Regions from separate parts of the Homo sapiens genome. Here region 2 is linked to region 1. A link is an interaction called in ENCODE POLR2A ChIA-PET data of the cell type or tissue named here. Cell type or tissue: MCF 10A. All regions are shown on one strand. Links, peaks and the distances in the headings refer to the core of each region. The heading gives the core; the rest is flanking DNA.

Region 1 (6,203 bases), core at 661-5,660:
GAGTGAGTAAGAGTCAGAAACTATCTAATTAACCTTGAATGACTCTATTAATCTTTTCAGTAGATTATAAAGAATACCTCTAGGGGAAAGTGTATTTCCTCAACTTCAGATTCAGCAAAAACGGCATTCAGTAGATCAAGATACTGCCTGTTCCTGACCACAAGAATGTGTCCTCACAGGAGCTGTGGTGTTTTGTGATCTACCAGCTGCAGGCTGGGGTGTAATATTTTCTGATCTGACATTTGGAGAACCTTCAAATATTTAAGGGCACTCATCTTTCCTCTCAGTTATCTCTTCTTTCGAGGATCATAAAAACCTTGAGAAATGTCAAGCTTCTTTTTCAGATTTTCTTCATTTAATGCAATATCTCATTTTGGTTTTTTAGCCCTTCTAATGAATTTGGGCTATCATCTTATATCCATTAGACTGGGAAGTCAACTTTTCCAGAAGGCTGACTATATGTAAAATATTCACAGGCAACTATATATTTTGTATTCATGTAATATACCTTAGGGATTGATCATGCAGGAGGTGGAGTTGGACAACCTGGGTTCAAAGACTTAGGCTATCATGCTGTCTTTGAACCCAGGTTGTCCTATCATACTGTCTCTTAAAATGTGAATGTCCTACAAATTTCCTTATTTATTTATTTTGGAAATTTCTTGACTGTTGATGTTATTACTTTCATGTACACAAATAGTTAAAAAGATAAGTACTTTAAAAAGTAAGTACATTTTAATAATTAGTCAAACAGTAATTTTTGTTGCATTTTCTTGCAATAAAATGCTGTATAATCTTGGGCAAGAAATTTATCTTCAGGGATGTTTTCTTTTTTTCTTTAAAAAAACTTTTAAATTGAGGTTCAGCAAGTATAAAGTATATTAATCATCAGTGTATAGCTTGGTGAATTGTTTTATGCATTCATGTAATCACATTAATTATTGTTACATTTTAGTGTCAGAAAAATACATGTACATTAAAACCCTAACTGGCTGGTAGAATTTCAATATGTAAAGCACACAAGGAGTGTTTTACTCAGTTACAGCTAGAATACTTAATTATATTTGAAAGTAAATATTCACATAATGCCAAAAATCCTCATGACAAACTTTGTATGACACACATTGTTACATTGATTCTATATGATGTTAACATAACATCATATGTTATGATGTTAATCTTGGTCTCTTGATTAAGTATACTACAAACTCTGACCAAATATTTCTTTTCTTATTTGTGTGTTCCACTGTTCAAATATATGATCTACAAAGTCTTAAATGCTACTACAAAGCCATTATCATATCAAATGTCTGTAAATTATTGAATCATGTGGCAGCCCCAAAGTAGTTCAGAACATATTCTGGTTCTGCCCGATTAACAGATTGTTGTTTGCTCAATTAAACTGTTAAATTTAATTGGCTTAAAGTTTTTTTTTTTTTTTTTTTTTTTTGAGATGGAGTTTCACTTTTGGTGCCTAGGCTGGAGTGCAATGGCACAATCTCAGCTCAAGGCAATCTCTGCCTCCCCCGTTCAAGTGATTCTCCTATCTCAGCCTCCCAAGTAGCTGGGATTATAGGCACGCACCACCATGCCCAGCTAATTTTGTATTTTTAGTAGAGATGGGTCTTCACCATGTTGGCCAGGCTGGTCTCAAACTCCTCATCTCAGGTGATCCACCCGCCTTGGCCTCCCAAAGTGCTGGGATATAAGGCCTGAGCCACCGTGCCCGGCTTTTTTTTTTTTTTTTTTTTTTTTGGTAGTAGGAATAAAATATCTCACTCTTGCTTGGAGGATTCAAGTCACTTTGGCACAGGGCAGTGGCCTTTATTGTCTACTCAGATGTTTGGCAGATAAAATGTTTGAATGCAGCATTTCACATTCATCTTAACTTTGTAGTTTCTTAGCAAACAGAACCCTTGGTTTTCTTTGCAGTCCAGACTTGATGTTGACTTCTTTGAGTTTATCAAAATATTACTCAGATAAATTTTACTTAACTCTACCCTTCCCCAAAACCCTGTTTAAAAATCTATCTTTTTTTCTCATTTGATGAGACGTCTTTCTGCTGTGTGGTCTTTGCAAAGATCGATGAATCTGCTCTGTTGGATTACATGTCTTAAGCTAATTATGGTAGGACATTAGGTTTTGTTAGTTATGTTTTTAAAGATAAGAAAACTGAGGATCAAGAAGATTAAATGAAGTATTCAAGATGTTATGGTAATACGTGGCCACAGAATTCAAACCGAGATCTGAAGCATAATGAAGCCCAATCCTTTTCCACAGCGCCACTCTGACCTTCCCCCTTTTGCCTTGTCTAGCTGATTATTGCATTACCTTTGTTTAACAACCACACTTGCTGTGAAGCCACAAAATCCACTCCAACCACTTTGCTCTTTCTCATCACAGTTAGTGTCCAGTTTGGATATAAGCCTCTGTTTCTCAAAGTATGGTTTCAGTTTCACAATGCTGCTCTCTGCCAGGATCCCTAATGAACCATACAACCATCTAACACTTAGTTCTGAGTTCCTTTCTTCCTCAGCCACACCAATCAGCAAATATCTCTACACACTCTGGATCTTCACACATTCATACCTGTCCTCGTGCTGTTTCCTGACCTTGCAATTCCTTTCCCCAAATTCTCTGCTTATACAAATCTTTTTTTTCCTTTTTAAATATCATCAAGCTTCCTTGCTGCAAACACCACATGCTAGTCTGTTTCATTAGATAAGTAATTTATAAAGGATATTAGGTATTTCACAGAAACTTTTTTTTTTTTTAACTTAAAGGCTACTTTGCAGGACTGGTCCAGTGTAGATAGCACTCCTGGTGCCTGGACGCAAATAACACAGTTTTCACCTCTGACACTAGGAGGTGCTAGACCATTTCCAGCTGCTGTATTGGAAGCTTGGTATCTCTGCTACCACCCTCATCAGGACTAACCAGATCGGTGCTTCATCTACATTATGAGCCTCTGAGGGAAGTCTTGCATGGGTACATCTGACTGGCAGAGCCTAGGTCACATGCCTACTCTGCAGCTACAAGGGAAGCTGGGAAAAGAGGTTTTTGTTTCTGTCTTAAGGAGACACATAACTCTAAAGTGGGAAAGTCCCTCTAAACAGGAAAGGCATTCAAATAGCAGAGATGCCAGGTAAGAATGATAAATGTTCATTACACTGGGGTCGAGTCAAAAAAATTTCCTGAATTGTAAAGTCTCTATAACAGCAAGACTTAAGAGCTCTTTGTGTTGTCCCTCAGGTATTCACCTTTCTGCCGAGTTACAATTGTAACAGATGTGATTCATACCTCTCCCATATCTCCTCATCCTTATTTCAGTTCATGATTTCCAACTGCCATGGCAGTACTTTTTTTTCTTGCCTGAGGGCTTTTTCTGGCCATTTAGCTTCATTACATTTGCCAGTGCTGTAGGCTGAAAGTATGGGGGAATTGACACAAGCCAGGAGCTGCCCTCAACCAATGACTAGGAGATGCTGGATAAATACCTCAGCTACGTTGCACTAGGGTGGGATAGCCCTGAAGCATGTGTTCAGTAATACCCCCCAGCATTTCCCTAGTGGGAATAAGCTCAGACACCTACACTGGCAACTGGCTTGATAACTCCTTTATTGGCTCTCTTCCCTTCCTGTCTCAGTCCTCTGTCAATGTCTCCTTCCTGTCCCAACTACTTGCACTTGAACTTTTGTTCCAGAGTCAGCATCTGGCTGAATCCTGAGTAGACAACTCTCTTCCTCTCTCTCTTTCTTTTTTTTTTTTTTTTTTTTGAAACGGAGTCTGTCTGTTTCACCCAGGTTGGAGTGCAGTGGCATTATCTCGGCTCACTGCAACCTCCACCTCCTGGGTTCACGTGATTCTCCTGCCTCAGCCTCCTGAGTAGCTGGGACTACAAGTGCACACTGCCATGCCTGGCTAATTTTTGCACTTTTAGTAGACACAGGGTTTGACCATGTTGGCCAGGCTAGTCTCGAACTCCTGACCTCAAGCGATCCGCCCACCTCAGCCTCCCAAAGTGCTGGGATTACAGGCATGAGCCACTGCACCCAGCCTTTTCCTTGTAATATAGATAACTCACTACTCATTCATCTCTCTTGTAAGATTCTTGATGGAAAAAAAAAGCATTGCCATTTTTTCCTGTCTCACACAATACGTAGTACAGGCCCTTGTATATAATAAGCACTAAAGAAATATTTGTTTGCATTTGTTGAGTTGAATTAAAATAGGGGTGATGGTCAGATTTTAAGTTTACATCACTGTATAGCCAAAAATTTTACTCTTTCCAGAAGAAGTCACACGTATGATTAATAGTGGTTATTTTTGATGATAGTGATTAGAGTTATGTTGTTGAACTTTCTAGAGTTATGTTGTTGAACTTTCTAACCTTTGTCCAGGTATTTTTATTGCTCTTGAAAATGTCAGCTATCCAGGAGGGTTGTGGCACCTTGTAACCACATACTACTGAATTATCCTATTACTCTGAGCCCTTCAGGGGTGAGTGGCCTGCCAAGACCACAGTCTTTGTGCAAAACGCCTCATGAGAAATGTTGGAAACAGCCAAAGGGATTTGACTGACTCTGTAGTGGCTCCTTAACCCTGGAGCCTCAGCCTGAATCCATGCCTGAGTAGAGTAATTCCTTTTCCCAGCTGCTTTCCTTGTTCCACAGGATGCACTCCCTACCCTAAGGAATAGCTCCCAGATCAGTGGTCTTCCAGTTATTTCATTCTTGAGTTTTTTGGTTTTGAATATGGGCCCAAGGGTCTTTGGCCAGTGGGTATCATTCCAATGGTTCTGATGGGTAATGACAAATAAAACAAATGGTGAATATTATGTAACAGCTGGCTGGCTCTGAATGGTTTTGGCCAAGGTTCTGGAAAAGAATGCAGGAGGGAAGTGGTCAATATACAGGAATGAAATTGGAACGAAGCCATTTTACATTCCTTTGGATGTCAGTCTTTCAGTAGGAGGTTAGAGTAGGATAGCACAGGGACCAATTGAGTGCCCCTCCCCCAGTCTTCCTGCCTCCATTGCAATGCTGAAGAAACTCCCAGACTTTCTTGCTTCTTTCTTGCAGGACCGCTGCTCATCCCTATCCATTAATGCCCACAGTCTCCATGGCATTATTTTCCTTGAGATCCTCTGGACTAATCTCATTACAGCCTTCAGCTCTGTGTAAGCCAATTACCACTTGAAGCCCTGGACTCCCTGGTCATTCCTCACCCCCGAGATGCTCCTTTCTAATAGATATGTATATCTGCTTTATTGACGCCATATCTCATCCCTCTGCAGCCTTCAAAACTCTTCCCTTGTACCTCTGGAATTCAATGTATAGACATGAAACCATCTCCATTCTTTTTTTCTTTCTTTTTTTTTTTTGGAGATGGAGTCTCCTCTGTCTCCTAGGCTGGGGTGCAGTGGCACAATCTAGGCTCACTGCAACCTCTGCCTGCCTCCCGGGTTCAAGCGATTCTCCTGCCTCAGCCTCCTGAGTAGCCGGGACTACAGGCACCCGCCATCATGCCCAGCTAATTTTTGTATTTTTGTAGAGATGGGGTTTCACCATGTTGGCCAGGCTGGTCTTGAACTCCTGACCTCAGGTGATCTGCCTGCCTCGGCCTCCCAAAGTGTTGGGATTACAGGCATGAGCCACCATGACCGGCCTCTCATTTCTAAAATACCTATTTCATGTCCTTGTTCTAACTGGCTCCTCCCTCAAGACACTGCTCCCCTGCAGCCCTCTATACAGGTCACTGGTTTTTCAGCCACGTGCCTGGCGCCACAGGGCCTGGAATAGGATGAGTGTCTTCCTTGCATCTCAGTGCTGCTCCCAAGCCATTGTCCCATATCCTCCATAAAAACACCCAGTTTCAACATGGGACTATGTTGTCTGCCACCTTCCTTCCTTTTGGCAACCATCTGCTGGCTCTAACATCACTTCCCTTCCCTCCTGGATCACCGTCATTTTTCTATCACTACACCCATTGTATTTTTGGTGATTTCAATATCCACACAAATAAGTCTTCCCATACACTGAGCTTTCAGTTTCTCAGCCTCCCCTCCTCCAACATCTCATCCTCCATTCTACCTCAGTCACTCACTCCTATGTTCATGCCTCCTGGGCCCTGTTTTTATCAGTAATCTTACCCACTCCAGAATCTCAACTTCAAGAATCCCAATATTTGACCACCATTTCTTA
Region 2 (5,000 bases), core at 1-5,000, 200 kb before region 1:
TTTATCTTAGTCAGCATATTTCTTGAGCTGTGGCCAACGGCACCCCCTTTCAGTTCTGATTAGTTTTCTCAGCATTTAAAAGCTCATTGGTTGTTTTATCTAAAAGAATAGTTCCTATAAAAGAATAGTCTCACCTAGGGAGTGGGAGATTGTTCTCTCAGCTACCAGAGCCAAACAATAAAGCAGTGTTACTGCATAGAGTGAAAACACTGTCGGAGTAAACTCTAGAATTGGTCGGCTTCCCTGTTTCTGGTTACCATTGTAACAGAACATTCTTCCCTTGGAACAGGAAAAGCTACATTTTTGCCCCCAGGTCCAAGGGCAGCAATGGAATTGAATAATTGCTGATATATTCCACAAGTAGTGGCATAACACTTTTGTAGCTTTCTTCCTTCTCTAGGAGGGAGTTGTTTCTGCACATTCTACTTTAGTTTTGTAATACTTACGTGCATAGTTTCTTCTCAGCTTCATATTCCAATGTTTTTTTTCAAGGAGTATTTAGGAATCCCAAAAATTATACAAGAAAATTGTGGACAGTCCCTTATAGCAAACTTCACTTATCCTGAATAGATTTCAGGGGTCTAGGAAGGCGTATAGAGAAAGGATGTGGAAGTAACATTTGGTTGACTTGAGTTGCATGAGACGGGTTGGTAAAATAATTCTTTAATCTGGAATTTAGGAATAGAGTGAGTGATGAAGATACAGTCACCAGGGTTTGGAACAAACACAATTGGTAGATGGATATATTTGAGTAAAATATAGTCACACTAAATGATTTAAAAAGACAGCGAGTGATAGAACTGGGGACATTGTTGTTAAAGAGAAGTATGGAATAGAAGAACTATACATAAGGTAAAGAGAAGCCAGGTACAAAACAATGATTTTTAAATGAAGGATTCAAAGGACTATGGCTCATCACAAATAATGGAATGAATTGGTAAGGTAGTGAAGTTACATTCAGGATAACATGCTTCTTCTAAAAGTGACTATAAATTACTCCTACAATTAAAATTTTTCACTTATTCGTGCACTCTTTCAACATTTATTAAGGACCTTCTTGATACTCTGGCAAAGGACATAAACATTAAGCCTTTGATGTATTTATTACAGTCAACAGGACTTAAAAAAATATTGTGAAACTGGCCTAAACAAATAAAACACATCAAATTATCTAGCGGGGTGATTTGGAATGGAATTGGAGGAAAACAGAAACGTGTTGGTACGAACTGGAAGGAAATGGTTGTCATCAACATGAACTCCAGGGCTGCTTGGCTTGAATCCTGGCTCCCCCCACTTATCAGCTTGTGACTGGTCAAGGTATGTAATCCCTCACTCTCTTGGCAAATGGATGTTTTTGAGAATTCAATAAATTAACATACGTGATGCCTTAATAATATGTGGCATGATGACAGTGATGTTTTTATTTTTGCTTTTAAAAAAGGATTTTTAGCTCTGAAGGGCTCCTTGGAACACCATTGTAAACCATAAGAACTCAGTCAAATTAGAGCCTACTGCCAGGCACTGTGCTGAGTGCTTCACCTCCTTTATCCTCCTAACAACCCTTCAAGGTGGAGGCTAACAATGGTCACTCTGCATTTATGGATTAGGAAACAGGGAGGTTAAGTCCCTCACTCAGGATCACACAGCTAATAAGTGGCATTGCTGGCATCTGAAGTCTCTCCAACTCCAGTGCCCACTGTTTGATCATTATGCCTACTGTCTTGGAGATTTTCTGTAAAATAAATTCTTCTTCACACTAGACTGGTATCAATCATTGATGTGCATTTGATCTATCCAATGTGGAATTGTGATAGTAATCTGCTTAAAGTCATGTTTGAAAGGAAGCCATATATCACAGTAAAAAAAAAAATGGGTAGGTTGTAAAGTGCCACAGTCATGGTGAGTGGCTACTGTCACAGCCCTGGGACCTGCACTGGAGTTAGTTTGACATCTCTCATTGAACTGGAGAGTCATAACATAGTGGCTTTATTCAGAAAATGACATACTAATGGATGTCTTAAGTCAAAGAAGAAAGAAAAAAACCTCAACCATGGATAATTACACATTGCAAAGGCCATGGGTAATCCCTAGAATGCCCAGGCCAGTTGGTGAAGCTGCAGCATTTCTCCCCCAACTCTGTTTAGAGTGTCAGTTACCAAACTTTCTCTGAGTCCCACCACAATGGTGCTCACAATCTTCTAAGGTAAGTCTTCACCATGGGCAGCTTTGATTAAACAAACAAACAAAAAAAACTGCTTAGAAATCTAAAATCTCATTCCTTTTAACCCTTTCCCTTTGAGATAAATTTTTGCTTCTGGAGGAACCCAAAGCAAGTCTGAGATACGTTTACCAGGGGACTTCGGTCTTCTTTTCTATAGACTCAATATGCATCATTTCTCCAACAGATCCTCATATATCATTATTTTTTTTCAGATGCTCACCAACCTGTAATGCCTCCCACTGCCTACCAGTCAATGTCCTCACGCTCTGGCCCAAACCTTCTTTTTTCAGCTTCATTTCCTACGCAGGCCTACCCTATTCTGCCAGGCAACCCAGACTTCTCAGCATTCCCTAGACATGCCTTGGGTTTTCCTGTCTCTGTCTCTTTGCTCTTAAGGCTTCTTCTGCTCTCGTCCTCATTTCCTGTGGAAATCTGACCACTAGCCCAGCCCCTGAATTCCCACAACCCTTTCTTTGTGCTTCTTGGTTTCGTGGGGCGCTTTGTTTTATAGTCATGCGTGTACCTGTCTGACTCTCTATTTAAATTTTCAACTCCTTGAGCCTAGAGACTGGCAAAGTCTCTTTGTGTCTTTATTGCCTGCCCTGGTTAGCACATTGCCTGCCCAAAACAGGAGTCTAATAAATGTGTCTTGGATTGGATTCAACACCCTCTTAGTAGCTACTCTGCTTTGTCAAAGCCTCTCCTGAATGTGCTCAGAACCAAACAAATTATTCCCAATGCAGTGCGGTCAGCGCAGAGTACAGTGACTATTAATATTTCTACTGAGGAAGCACACGGCTACATTCATTCTTTTTTAGCCACCACTTCCTACTGTTGGTTCACATTAAGCCTTTAGTCACATGAACTGCTGCCAAGCTCAGTTGTTCCCCATCCTGTAATTGCGCAATTGCCTTTTGAATCTAAAAGCAGAAATGTACACTTATTCCTTGCTCAACTTCATCATGTTGGTTTCCATCCAGCATTGCAGCCTATTGAAATCATTATGAATCATGATCACAGGCATATGCAGTGGAAGCCATCCTTTTTGGGCTTATGTCGTATGAAAACACTATGTAGATGACTTCTATGTTGTTGAGTCGTTGATTAAAGTATGGAACAGGGCAGGGTTTTTTTAGAAAAGTACATAAGGGTGCTTCACCAGGTATCTTTGCAGGTTGACATGGAGCCTTAAACACTCATTAAGTCTAGATATTCAGCCAGATTCAAAGACACTTCGTGATTTTTATCAGGTCCTATTTTATTACTAAAGGTATTAGGGAAGATTCAGAATTTTTCAGAATAACCAAAACAAATTGTTTCAGGAATTCCACAACCAAAAAGTGATTATAGAAAGGGAGCACTTTTTAAACAAAAAAATTCCCTATAGCACATGAAGCTATTACAAGATGTTTTGTGGGAATACTGTTAGCCTGACTTTGTAACTTCAGGAATTACTGTTTTCCTAAAAGAATCAGTAGTATCAATCTAGAGAAGTATAAGCTAATAAATATCCTTCCCCTCTAGATAGGAATGTCATATCATTTGGGCAGAGATGTAAATGCATCAAGGATCAATACAAACAGAAGTTATTCATATGCAAAAGAAATAACAGCATAATTATTTTAGGCTTCAGAAAAGTTAATTGGATAATTCATTAGCAAAAATTTCTGGTTGTGCTACAATGATTATTAAAAAGTCCATTCTTTTAAAGTATATGCCTTAAGTTCAACTTCACTTTTATTCATTCTGGAATAACATATCAGTGATTTTCCAGGTCACAGCCCTTGAAGTATAGTAATACACGATGGTTTACATTGATTACTATATGCCCAGTGACTAACACTGCAGGAACTCAGTATAGCTTTGTTGAATGAATGATGAATGACAAATTCTGCAAATTCAGCAGGTGAGAATAATTAAGCAACTATACTCAATCTACAAATCAATGACATAATTTTGTAACATACTATAGCAAGAGTTCATCACTGCAACCAGGGCTGCAATGCAAATGTACAAATAGTAGCTCCTCTTCTCAAGGAGTTCTTTTGTTGCTAGACAAGTCAGATTCTCACTGACCAATTAGACAGTCATAGTCTCACCAAATAATAGAATGTTCAACCACACATGATGTAAAGGGCTAAGTACACGAGTACAGAAAAATTATGAAAAATATTTAGCTCATGTGGAGAAAAGACTTAAGGGAACAAATGCACTTTAAAATTATAAACTGATCCAGTACTAATCTAGAGGCCACATACCACATCAGGGGTTACATGGCTCTAGAGAGAGGGGGCTTTAGTGACACGTAGATTTGAGTTTGAATTCAAGCTCAGCCCCTTGCTAGCAGGGAGACCCTGAGACATTATGCAACCTCTCTGAGACCTAGTTTCTTGATCTATAAAATGGGAATAATAACAATGACCTTTCAGAAGGAATAACAAGTACATATGTTTAATAACCAGCATATTTTTTTTACCCAGTAGTTGCTAGCAATTATTATGGCAGGTAAAATTAAAAAGTCACTGACCAATTATAGAATTAACCTTTAATCAAGATTAGGATTTTAGTACTTTAAGGTAGAATAAGTATAATCTTTACTGCAACACCAATGTTCTCAGTCATTTACAGCTTCTGATGTAAATCACATCTTATTTATCTGATTACTGAGGAGCAATCATGCGTCCAGCTCTGTTCCAGGCTAAGTAAACCCTGTGATGTGTTTCCTCTAACTTGCACTCATCTTAATGCAATGGAAACTTGATTGTAGTGAACATAATTC

Evidence for each region. ChIA-PET counts read pairs that join two places held together with the same protein. Peaks named below come from ENCODE experiments on the same cell type or tissue, not always from the same donor. Only the 100,000 strongest peaks of a DNase experiment are listed, where the experiment ranks them.
Region 2: POLR2A ChIA-PET joins it to region 1 with 5 read pairs; 2 of 35 experiments call an interaction of 5 or more read pairs at or near these places.

What each region holds. Positions count from the first base shown.
Region 1 is chr5:36,456,399-36,462,601 of GRCh38, reverse strand. No RefSeq gene overlaps it. Among named protein-coding and RNA genes, the nearest start is that of SLC1A3, 150 kb to the left of the region's middle. In MCF 10A, for the core only: a CTCF peak has its summit at 2,808; no DNase peak of the experiment used is centred there.
Region 2 is chr5:36,655,859-36,660,858 of GRCh38, reverse strand. All of the region lies in intron 3 of SLC1A3 (solute carrier family 1 member 3), which reads right to left. Among named protein-coding and RNA genes, the nearest start is that of SLC1A3, 52 kb to the right of the region's middle. In MCF 10A, for the core only: no CTCF peak of the experiment used is centred there; a DNase peak (open chromatin) is centred at 3,118.